Linked DNA regions of Homo sapiens: regions 1 and 2 are each linked to region 3. A link is a contact called in ENCODE Hi-C or POLR2A ChIA-PET data. All regions are on one chromosome and are shown on one strand. Each heading gives the region's core, a stretch centred on a gene start or an enhancer-like site at or near the end of the contact. The rest is flanking DNA. Distances are from core to core; before and after follow the strand shown.

What was found. Hi-C counts contacts between places; a loop is a spot of excess contacts on that map. ChIA-PET counts read pairs that join two places held with the same protein, here RNA polymerase II (POLR2A). Pooled maps may share reads with other maps.
Region 1: a loop to region 3 is called in a pooled map, with 6 times the contacts of the local background. The contact joins two enhancer-like sites. A Hi-C loop is called at or near these places in 4 of 50 pooled maps. POLR2A ChIA-PET finds 5 or more read pairs at or near these places in 3 of 52 experiments (GM10248, OCI-LY7 and activated T-cell).
Region 2: a loop to region 3 is called in a map with no recorded cell type, with 6 times the contacts of the local background. The contact joins the promoter of ERGIC1 here to the enhancer-like site in region 3. A Hi-C loop is called at or near these places in 5 of 37 single-sample maps with no recorded cell type and 5 of 50 pooled maps.

What each region holds. Positions count from the first base shown.
Region 1 is chr5:172,805,753-172,808,784 of GRCh38, forward strand. No RefSeq gene overlaps it. Among named protein-coding and RNA genes, the nearest start is that of ERGIC1, 27 kb to the right of the region's middle. RefSeq lists enhancers at 63-879, 1,161-2,360. Within about 2 kb of position 1,604, at least 22 of the 41 ENCODE cell types and tissues checked have a DNase peak (open chromatin) inside an H3K27ac peak, as active enhancers do.
Region 2 is chr5:172,832,719-172,835,843 of GRCh38, forward strand. ERGIC1 (endoplasmic reticulum-golgi intermediate compartment 1) reads left to right here and starts at 1,533. Exons shown (of 10, transcript NM_001031711.3): 1 at 1,533-1,715. The coding sequence starts at 1,696. RefSeq lists silencers at 1,386-1,785, 2,156-2,205, 2,216-2,295 and enhancers at 2,279-3,125, 2,766-2,975.
Region 3 is chr5:173,033,807-173,036,994 of GRCh38, forward strand. It overlaps ATP6V0E1 (ATPase H+ transporting V0 subunit e1), which reads left to right. Exons shown (of 4, transcript NM_003945.4): 4 at 593-1,639. Among named protein-coding and RNA genes, the nearest start is that of SNORA74B, 15 kb to the left of the region's middle. Within about 2 kb of position 1,690, at least 11 of the 41 ENCODE cell types and tissues checked have a DNase peak (open chromatin) inside an H3K27ac peak, as active enhancers do.

The DNA.
Region 1 (3,032 bases), core at 354-2,853, 230 kb before region 3:
CCAGAACCCAGTGTCTCAATCACATAGATTTTACTGCTGTTTTCCTTTAGAGATGGAGGAGGGTGTTGCACCACACAAGGCCCATCAAGGCTTCTGAAAACTTCGCTTAAGTGCCCCTTCTCTTTTCCCCAAGCTCCTCTGTCCACGGCATCCCTGACGCCCCACCCTGCGCTGTCTGTCAAACGCCCCTCCCAGCTCCGCAGCACTCTGGCCGCCTTGCTTCTCCTTTCTCTTCCTAACATTTCCAAAGCTGAGAGACTGAGAACTGGGCAAAACAAACAGTGGGCTGAGGGCCAAACTGGGATGCTACGGTCCTCCAGGACTTCCCTGGGGGCCTGCTCAGACTCACAAAAAACTCTCTACAGGTGTTACCTTGGGGAAGGCTCAGGGGCTTTAGCTTACCACTTGCCACCCTTTTGAACAATTTCTTCCTTGGAGGTATGTCGGTTTTAGAGAGACAGTAATCATACCCCCACCCAGACCTGTCACTCCCAGTTTGGGACACAGGGAAAGAGAGCAAAAGGAGGTCCTCGATCCCTGCCTACCCCTTCCCTTCCTGCCCCTGATCCAGCCTCTGGGAAGCTGTGTGGACAGCCCAGCCTGAACTTGTCTTGCCCGCACTCTCACCCCTAAAGCTGCCCTTTGGTCATCCCTCAGCCCTAGGTCTACTCTTGTTAGATCAGATGTGGAAAGAGGCCTAGGTAGGCCCTGGAAATAGATTTGGGGATATTTTAGCAGGGAATTATGTCCTGGGTGCCCAGAGCATGGGGTGTGGAGTGGCAGAACAGAGGGGAGGTTAATACTGCATCCACCCAATGATAAGATTACCAGCATCTTTATCCTTTCATCACCTCTTCTGTATTCTGTATTTTCTTTTCTTTCTTTTTTTTTTTTTTTTTTTTTTTTTTTTTTTTGAGATGGAGTCTTGCTCTGTCACCCAGGCTGGAGTGCAGTGGCGTGATCTCGGCTCACTGCAAGCTCTGCCTGCTGGGTTCACACCATTCTCCTGCCTCAGCCTCCCGAGTAGCTGGGACTACAGGCGCCCGCCACCACGCCCAGCTAATTTTTTGTATTTTTAGTAGACACGGGGTTTCACCGTGTTAGCCAGGATGGTCTCGATCTCCTGACCTCGTGATCCGCCCGCCTCGGCCTCCCAAAGTGCTGGGATTACGGGCGTGAGCCACCGCGCCCGGCCTGTATTCTGTATTTTCTATCAAGCAGAACCCTGATGATCTTTGTGTGGTCTCCAAATTGTGCGGCCACATTTGGAGGAAGCGAGATGACTACACAGTGAAGCACAGTGAAGGGGAGGCCTGAGGAGCCACGAAGACCGGTAGCACATTCTGGATTTTGTCAAGTCTTAGCCGGGTGCCCTGAGCAAGTCCCCTCGGCTGTCTTGAGCCTCAGTCTCCTTCTCTGTAAAACAGGAATAATAATAACCACGTGAATGGCACAGAGATTTTTAAGATGCAGTTATTACTATTTTTTAAACGTCAATTGATGCCAGGAATATTCTGCCAGCCCTCCAAGGGTGGTTTCAGCAGGCTTACTTCCTGGTCATAATCACTTCCTCCATCCCCGGCTTCTGTCATGCTCAGCCCTGACCTCACCACCGACCCGCCCTGCCCCTCCCATTAGCTGCGTCACCACTGCCTGCCCCCACGTTTAGCCCAGCCCCCAGCCCAGATCTCAGCCTTGGGTGAAAAGTGTCAGCCCGCACACTTTCTGTTTTACCTCCGGCCGCTCTTTTAACCTTTATCCTTTCCCTGCCCCCTTTCAGACCCTCTTACTCACCTCCACAGATGACGTGTAAAAGAGCTCAAATCAGTGTGTTACCTTTCCTGGGGTTATTTTCTTTTTAAACTGAGGTTTTGTCCCTTGGTGAGAAAGCTGGGGTACCGCTGAAAAGAAAGCCAGCCTGGGAGCAAGAGACTTGGATTTAAATCTTGCATCTGTACTTTCTAGTTGTGGGGTCTCTGATGAGTTACTTTAGCTCTCTGAACCTCAGGGTCCTCATCTATAAAATGGAAGAATGTCCAATGCTTTGGGAGGCTGAGGTGGGGGGATCGCTTGAGCCCAGGAGTCCAGGACCAGCCCGGGCAACGTAGCAAGATCCCATGTCTATGAAAAAAACCCACAAATTAGCTGGGTATGTTTGTTCCCACCCATAGTCACAGCTACTTGGGAGGCTGGGGTGGCTCGATTGCTTGAGCCCAGGCGTCCGATGTTACAGTGAGCTGTGTGATCACACCACTGCACTCCAGCCTGAATGACAGAGCAAGACCCTGTCTCTTTAAAAAAAAAAAAAAAAAGAGAGAGAATGAATGATTGAACAATTTCTACCCAACAATTTTGTATATCGAACCACCAACATGTGTAAGACACAGAAGAGGAGTTTGGTCAGTGATAGGTATGTAACCGCCCAGTGGGTTCATCTCGTCTGCTGCCCAGGGGAATGGAAATAGAGACAGAGTTTATACACGCAGAGCCTGCTGAACAGGAAACCGGAGTTTCATTATTGTGCACATCAGCCTCCCAGAAAATTTGGAGGCTAGGGTTTTTTGAAGATAGTTTAGGGGGCTAGGGTATGGGTGCTGCTGACTGGGTGGGGATGCAATCGTAGGGGTGAGGAAAATGGTCCTCATGTACTGAGTCCACTTCTGGGTGGAGGCCTCAGGACTGGTTGAGTGGAGAGTCAAGGGTCCAGGTAGGGCCATCCAGTTGTCAGAAATGCAAAACTCTGAAAAGACATCTTAAAAGGCCTGTCAGGCCCAAAACCCTAAATTCTTTTTTATCTTTTTTTTTTTTTTTTTTTTTTTTGAGACGGAGTCTTACTCTGTCGCCCAGGCTGGAGTGCAGTGGCGCGATCTCTGCTCACTGCAAGCTCCGCCCCCCGGGTTCATGCCATTCTCCTGCCTCAGCCACCACGCCCAGCCCCTAAATTCTTTTTTTATTTGATTTTTGTTTTGTTTTGTTTTCTTTTCTTTTCCCAGATGGGGTATCGCTGTGTTGTCCAGGCTGGAATGCAGTAG
Region 2 (3,125 bases), core at 283-2,782, 200 kb before region 3:
CAAAAGTTGGGAGCTCTATCCCCACTCGAAAAGAGCAATGATAGTCAACCCTGTCTTGCATTTACTCTGTGCCAGGCATTTGCTGACCTTGGATATCATCCCAAATGCACACTTGATTCAGTAGGTCTGGCCTGGGGACAAGAGTCTGTCCTGTGATGGCCATGTGGCTGGTCTGTGGACCACAGTTTGAGGAGGGAGGATTCGAGGTCAAAGATCCATCATTGCATGTTTCCTCCCACACAGGGCCAACGAATGGCTGTTTGGAAGCAGTGGCTGCTCAAGATCCCTTAACTCTCCCTGCTGTCCCTAGGTTTCCAGTTCAGGCTGAGATTTCCTTTTCTCCCCCAACAGTGTCAGACCACTGACACTGAATGAATGAATGAATGAATGAGTGAATGAATGAAAAGGGAACGCAGAGGTCAGGTCCCGGCATATGCTCTAGGGGAAGGCTTTGGTTCACCACGTCACCCTACCCCAGACCCCGTGCTAGTGTTGTCCCTTCTGAATCCTCCCGGAGGAACCAGCACTGCTGTTCCCCTCTATTTACACAGGGGGAAACTGTCCATTGACTCTGCTTTTGGAACCCGAGCCCTCACCATTCTCCCCTGGGTTTTTTGAAGCCCTGTCCCACCACAACCTTGGAGAAAGGGCCAGTGACAGAACCTCGGGGAAGTTCAGAGTGAGTTTCCCCTACTCAGGTCTTGTGTGACCTCAACTACCATCTCCTCTAATCCAGCAGTCACGGAGGCAGCTGCTCTGTATTCCTGAGGAGGAAACTGAGGCTCTAAGAAGGAGACAATCGGCACAGTCCACGTTGGCCAAGTCACAGTGCAGGTCCCATCTGCCTCTGCCACAACCCTGCATGTTCTCGATGGACCTGGTTCAGAGCAGATGCTCTGTGAATGCCCACTGGAGTGAACGACAGGGGCAGATGGAAGCAGGGACAGCCACTGCCAGCCTCAATAGTTTCAGGTGCCTGGCACTGTGCTAAGCCAGTCTCCTGTTTCTCAGCTGATCCCCAGGAAAACCCCCTCAAGTAGGTGTCATCGTCCTCTTTGTGCAGATATGCAAAAGGGGCGGGGCGGGGGGGGGGCGCTCTGAGAAGCCCAGTGGCTTTCCCAGAGAGACACGGCAGGGGCAGAGGTGAGTCCACCTTAACAGCCTAGGATGGCCGACCTCTTCCCTTCCCCCACAGTATTAGGCCCTCACTCAGAGCTAGACGCTGTGCACGGCCAAAGTCTGTATCACCCCGCCCCCCGCCCCCAACTCAATCACAGTTCAGTGAAACTGTTTACAAATGCAAAAAACTGGGCTCGGAGAAGCAGAGAATTTGTCCGAGGGCATCCAAAGAGATGGAGAAGGAAATCTAAGTGGGAGGCTTGAAGGAATGAGTACTGGAGTCTTTGGGGGACTCCCTTCCCTTCCGACAGCCTCGACTCTCCGCCCCTTCCCTGCCTGCCCGCGGGCCCCTTTAACCGGGTGGCGGAAGGGGCGGCCGGGCGGGCGGCGCCCAATGGGCTGCGCGGAGCGTCACTTCCCGGCAGCGGGAGGCGAGTGGCGAGTGGCGAGTGGCGAGTGTCAGGGGGGCGGCCGGCGGGGGCGGGGCGGCCGGAGGAGGCGTTGGCAGCGGGCTCGGACCCACGCGGCGCCGCGGCCCGCCTGGCCTGCAGCGCTCCCACCCCCGGCGGCGGCACGATGCCCTTTGACTTCAGGAGGTGAGTGTGGCGACCCCGGCCAGTCGGGAGTTCCCTCAGCGGGCAGAGGGAGCGCCCCGGCACGCCGCGGACCCCTCCCGCCCTGCATGCAAAAGCGGCTCCCCGCCCTGTGCATGCCTCCGCAGGCCCCTAGGGACCCCAGGCGAGCCCCCCCCCTGCCGCACACGAAGCCAGCCAGAGCCGCGGAGGCCCCCTCGTGCAGCGGGAGACAAATCCACCCACCTTCCCTCCGCCGAGCCCCCTCCCCAGCCTGCCCGGATACCTTGCATTCCCCTCCCCCACACTAGGAAACATTTCCTCCCTCCTCCCAGATGGGAACAGCCCATAACACCCCAGCATCCCTCTCCTCCCTCTACTGAGCCTCCTTGGTGGACCCCACCTCAGCTGACAGGTGGGGCAGGGCACCTGGAATGAGTCCGGAGGGGCCTGGGGCCCCATGCAGCCTGCCGGCAGCTGGAGGGTTTTAAGTTTCTATAGCCTGAGGCTCCCCCAGGCCGGGCAGATCGGGAGGCCTGCCCCCGCCCCTCCCTCCCTCAGCCCCAGCCCTGTCCGCTGGGTATGGGGGCACCATGGGAAGGGGAGGAGGCGCCTTGGGCAGGACTCTGCAGAAGGGCCACCGGGGTCTGGCCTTGGCTTTCTGCAGTCACCACAATGGGTCCTTTGTGGGGTCCAGCTGCCTCATGGTCTAGGTTGCATGGGGCATTCTGGAAGCCTGCGGGGGAAGAGATCTCCACCAGAGGTTCCCTTGAGGTGTGGAGCCCCAGGGGATGTCCTGGCCTGAGGCAGCCACACTTGGTGTCTGGCTGGGAAAAGAGCAGGGCTTTAATGCAGGGAGGAGCTGGATTAGAATCCTGGCTCTGCCCTTTCTACTGAACAGCTCGGTATATTCTAGAAGTTAGGGGCAAAGGCTCTGGGTTCAGAACTCCCTGTCGCCGCTCGGCTGGCTGACCTCAGCAAGTCTCCGAGCGCCCTCAGTTTCACCACCTGCAAATTGGGGCTAAAAATAAGGTCTCCGCTTGTGACGACTGAGTGCGTGAAACACCCTTAGCAGAGTCTGGCATGATTTAGAGCTCAGAAATAGGGCATTAGTGGATGGGGGGTGTTCTCCAGGAGGGGTTTTCCACATCCACAAAATAGTGATTCAGATGCCTGTGCCACAGGAGGTATTTCTTCCCCTCTTCTTGCATGTGAAGGCAGTGTAAAGTGACAGTCTACCCAGAGAGAAAGGCCCTTAGCCTGCCATGACCCCCATAGCATGGGATATATTGGGGTTTAGGCCCAAAGAGGACACTGGTCTTGGACCTCTTGATTGGTTGACATGGTTTTCCAGCCTGTCCGGGTCCCTGATACCAGCTAGCAAATGTTTGCCGGCTTCTTGCCCCTGCCGGGCAGCCCTGAGGCTAGCAGACC
Region 3 (3,188 bases), core at 440-2,939:
GCACTCCAGCCTGGATGGCAGAGCAAGACCCTGTGTCCGAAAAAAACAAAAATAAAACAAAACAAAAAAAAAGATGGTGTTGAATTTAAGCTGCTAGAAAAAGAAAAGTGTCATTTGTCACCTACACTCGAGATAGCCAGAACGGGGAGCAAGCTACAGGGCAGCCTCCAGTACAAGACCAATGCAAGGAGCCCGCTCCCCAGGAGCCTGGCCCCAGAGCAGAGTTCGCCATGCCTGCGGAACCTCCCCTCCATGCTATAAGAGGGAAGGGAAAAATACAGACTCTTGAAACTGCGGTGAATTCATTAGATTCCAGCACAATCAATCTCAGTCAGCTTCATTCTTCCTGCTTTCTGTAACATAGAGTGTTACTTGTGCTCCTCATTTCAGCAGTGTCCTTGGTTACTGGACCTTTTGCCACAGCCCTGCAAAACCTGGCCAAACTTGCACCAAGTTGATTATCCTGTGTTTCATATTTTGTTGAGCATCTGTGCATTTTAAAGTGTTGGCTTGGTTAACTTTCTCGATGTTAACTTTTTGCCTTCCTGAGGAATGTATGAGGACCAGTTACCAGAATGGTTTTGTTTTGCAGGTCACGAGAAGAGAATGCCTTCTAGATGCAAAATCACCTCCAAACCAGACCACTTTTCTTGACTTGCCTGTTTTGGCCATTAGCTGCCTTAAACGTTAACAGCACATTTGAATGCCTTATTCTACAATGCAGCGTGTTTTCCTTTGCCTTTTTTGCACTTTGGTGAATTACGTGCCTCCATAACCTGAACTGTGCCGACTCCACAAAACGATTATGTACTCTTCTGAGATAGAAGATGCTGTTCTTCTGAGAGATACGTTACTCTCTCCTTGGAATCTGTGGATTTGAAGATGGCTCCTGCCTTCTCACGTGGGAATCAGTGAAGTGTTTAGAAACTGCTGCAAGACAAACAAGACTCCAGTGGGGTGGTCAGTAGGAGAGCACGTTCAGAGGGAAGAGCCATCTCAACAGAATCGCACCAAACTATACTTTCAGGATGAATTTCTTCTTTCTGCCATCTTTTGGAATAAATATTTTCCTCCTTTCTATGGAAATCTGGGCTCGGTGTTTGTAAAGTTCATTTTTATAAGCTTTTCTATCGCTACATAATGCCTTTTTAAAAAATGATTTTGTAGTCTAAACTTAGGTTGAGTATATAAACCCTGCCATGTAGCTTGAGATGCCTGAAAAGACTGGTAAGTGCGTTTCTTAATCGTTCAGTAACTATTTGAGTGCCTACTGCAGCCAAGGCACTGGAGGGATCAAAGATGTGTAAATTTGGAGTCCCTGCAAGTTCACAAGCTATTTGGAGAGATAAGGTTAGTATACATAGAACTGTAATATAAGGTTGTGTTGGAGCATTGTCCTTAAAGATGGTACCATGGTGAGCAGTTCAAGGTTACCTGCCAGCTGCAGAACAAGGCAGCAAATGCTCCTGAGATGGAACCATCACAGCCTCAGACATAGGACTAAAGAAGTCAAGAGTGATTAAAAAGCCAGGGGCAGGAGACAGTAATTTTGTATTTCAGTAGCAGGCATCTCGATACACTAATTTGAGAGCTTTATTACTTTTAAGAAATTAAAAATTAAAATGAACCTAAATTTTCACCAGCTCATGGCTTTTTGACAGCCAGCCAAGAATGGATTTCCTGTTTTGCAGTTTCTACTTTCTATTCCTCCCAAACTGTCTGAACTCATTACTTTGCTATTCTTATGACCAAAGTGAGTTTCAAGTTGAAGTGACTCTCCTGCTCTCGTTTCTTTTCATTCTTTACTTTTGTTTTGCGCAGTCTGTTAGGCAACTCCATGCTTTACGTTTCCAGCAGGAGGGCCACATTAGCTAATTTCATGGAATACATGAAACATTGATGATTTGAAGTTGAAGGGGGCTATGGTGATATAGGCTAACCCCATCATTTTATGGATAAGGAAGCTGAGCCCAGACAGGGAGAATTTCTCGCCCAGCTTAATGCAGTTGGTCAGAGCTAGACAGGGGAGTAAGATCCATGTTTTCTTTCTTTTTTTCTTGAGACAGAGTCTCACTCTGTCGCCCAGGCTGGAGTGCAGTGGTGCGATCTCAGCTCACTGCAACCTCTGCCTCCCGGGTTCAAGCAATTCTCCTGCCTCAGCCTCCTGAGTAGCTGAGATTACAGGCACCTGCCACCGCGCCCGACTAATTTTTGTATTTTTAGTAGAGACAGGGTTTCACCATGTTGGTCAGGCTGGTCTCCTGACCTCGTGATCCGCCCACCTTGGTCTCCGAAAGTGCTGGGATTACAGGTGTGAGCCACCGCGCCCTGCCATCATACTATTGTTGAAATGTGGGAATGACGAAATCAGCTCAGGTTTTATGAGAGGAAACTCGGTAAATTCCCTTTGCTCAGGAAGTCACTTCACCCTTGAGCCCTAGTTGTTTCATTTATTAAATTCTTGAGAAGGTTCAGTGCCATTAATACCTAAACCCAGGCACATGTTCTCTCGTCACCTCACCCTTAATAGCAGAACTGTTTGTTAACAACATGATTAGGCATCGGAGATGGATGTTGGTGAATCATATTTTCCTGACCGTTGCCACACTCCATCCAGTGTTTGTCAGGGCCCAGACTGGAAGGACCTCCATTTAGCCCGTTCAGAGGATACCGAAAATGTTCCTGCGCTCCAGAGCCCTTCCAGGCGAACGTCATGTGGCCTCCTGGGACAATCACTAGATTAGCAGAGGTCCTAGGTTTGCCATCTTACTCCCATCACTCGCTAGCTGTGTAACGGGGCAAATCATTTAATTTCTGACTCTCAGTGTTTTCATCTGTAAAATAGGGATAATGCATACCTTTTCTACTATACGAAGTTGTTACCAAATGAGATTTTGGCGGGGAAGGTGATTTGTGAATTATAATAATACATCAAGAGTATTTTCCAAATAAATGACCAAATCCCCAGGGTACACTGACAGTACTTTTCTATTCAGATAGGACCCAGAGGGACAGCCAAGTGATTTTTTTTTTCTACGTAGGGTTACACTTTGGGTTCTTTGTGTTTTGTTTTGTTTGAGACAGAGTTTCGCTCTTGTTGCCCAGGCTGGAGTGCAATGGCACGATCTCAGCTCACTGCAGCCTCCACCTCCCAGGTTCAAGCAGTTCTGCCTCAGCCTCCCAAGTAG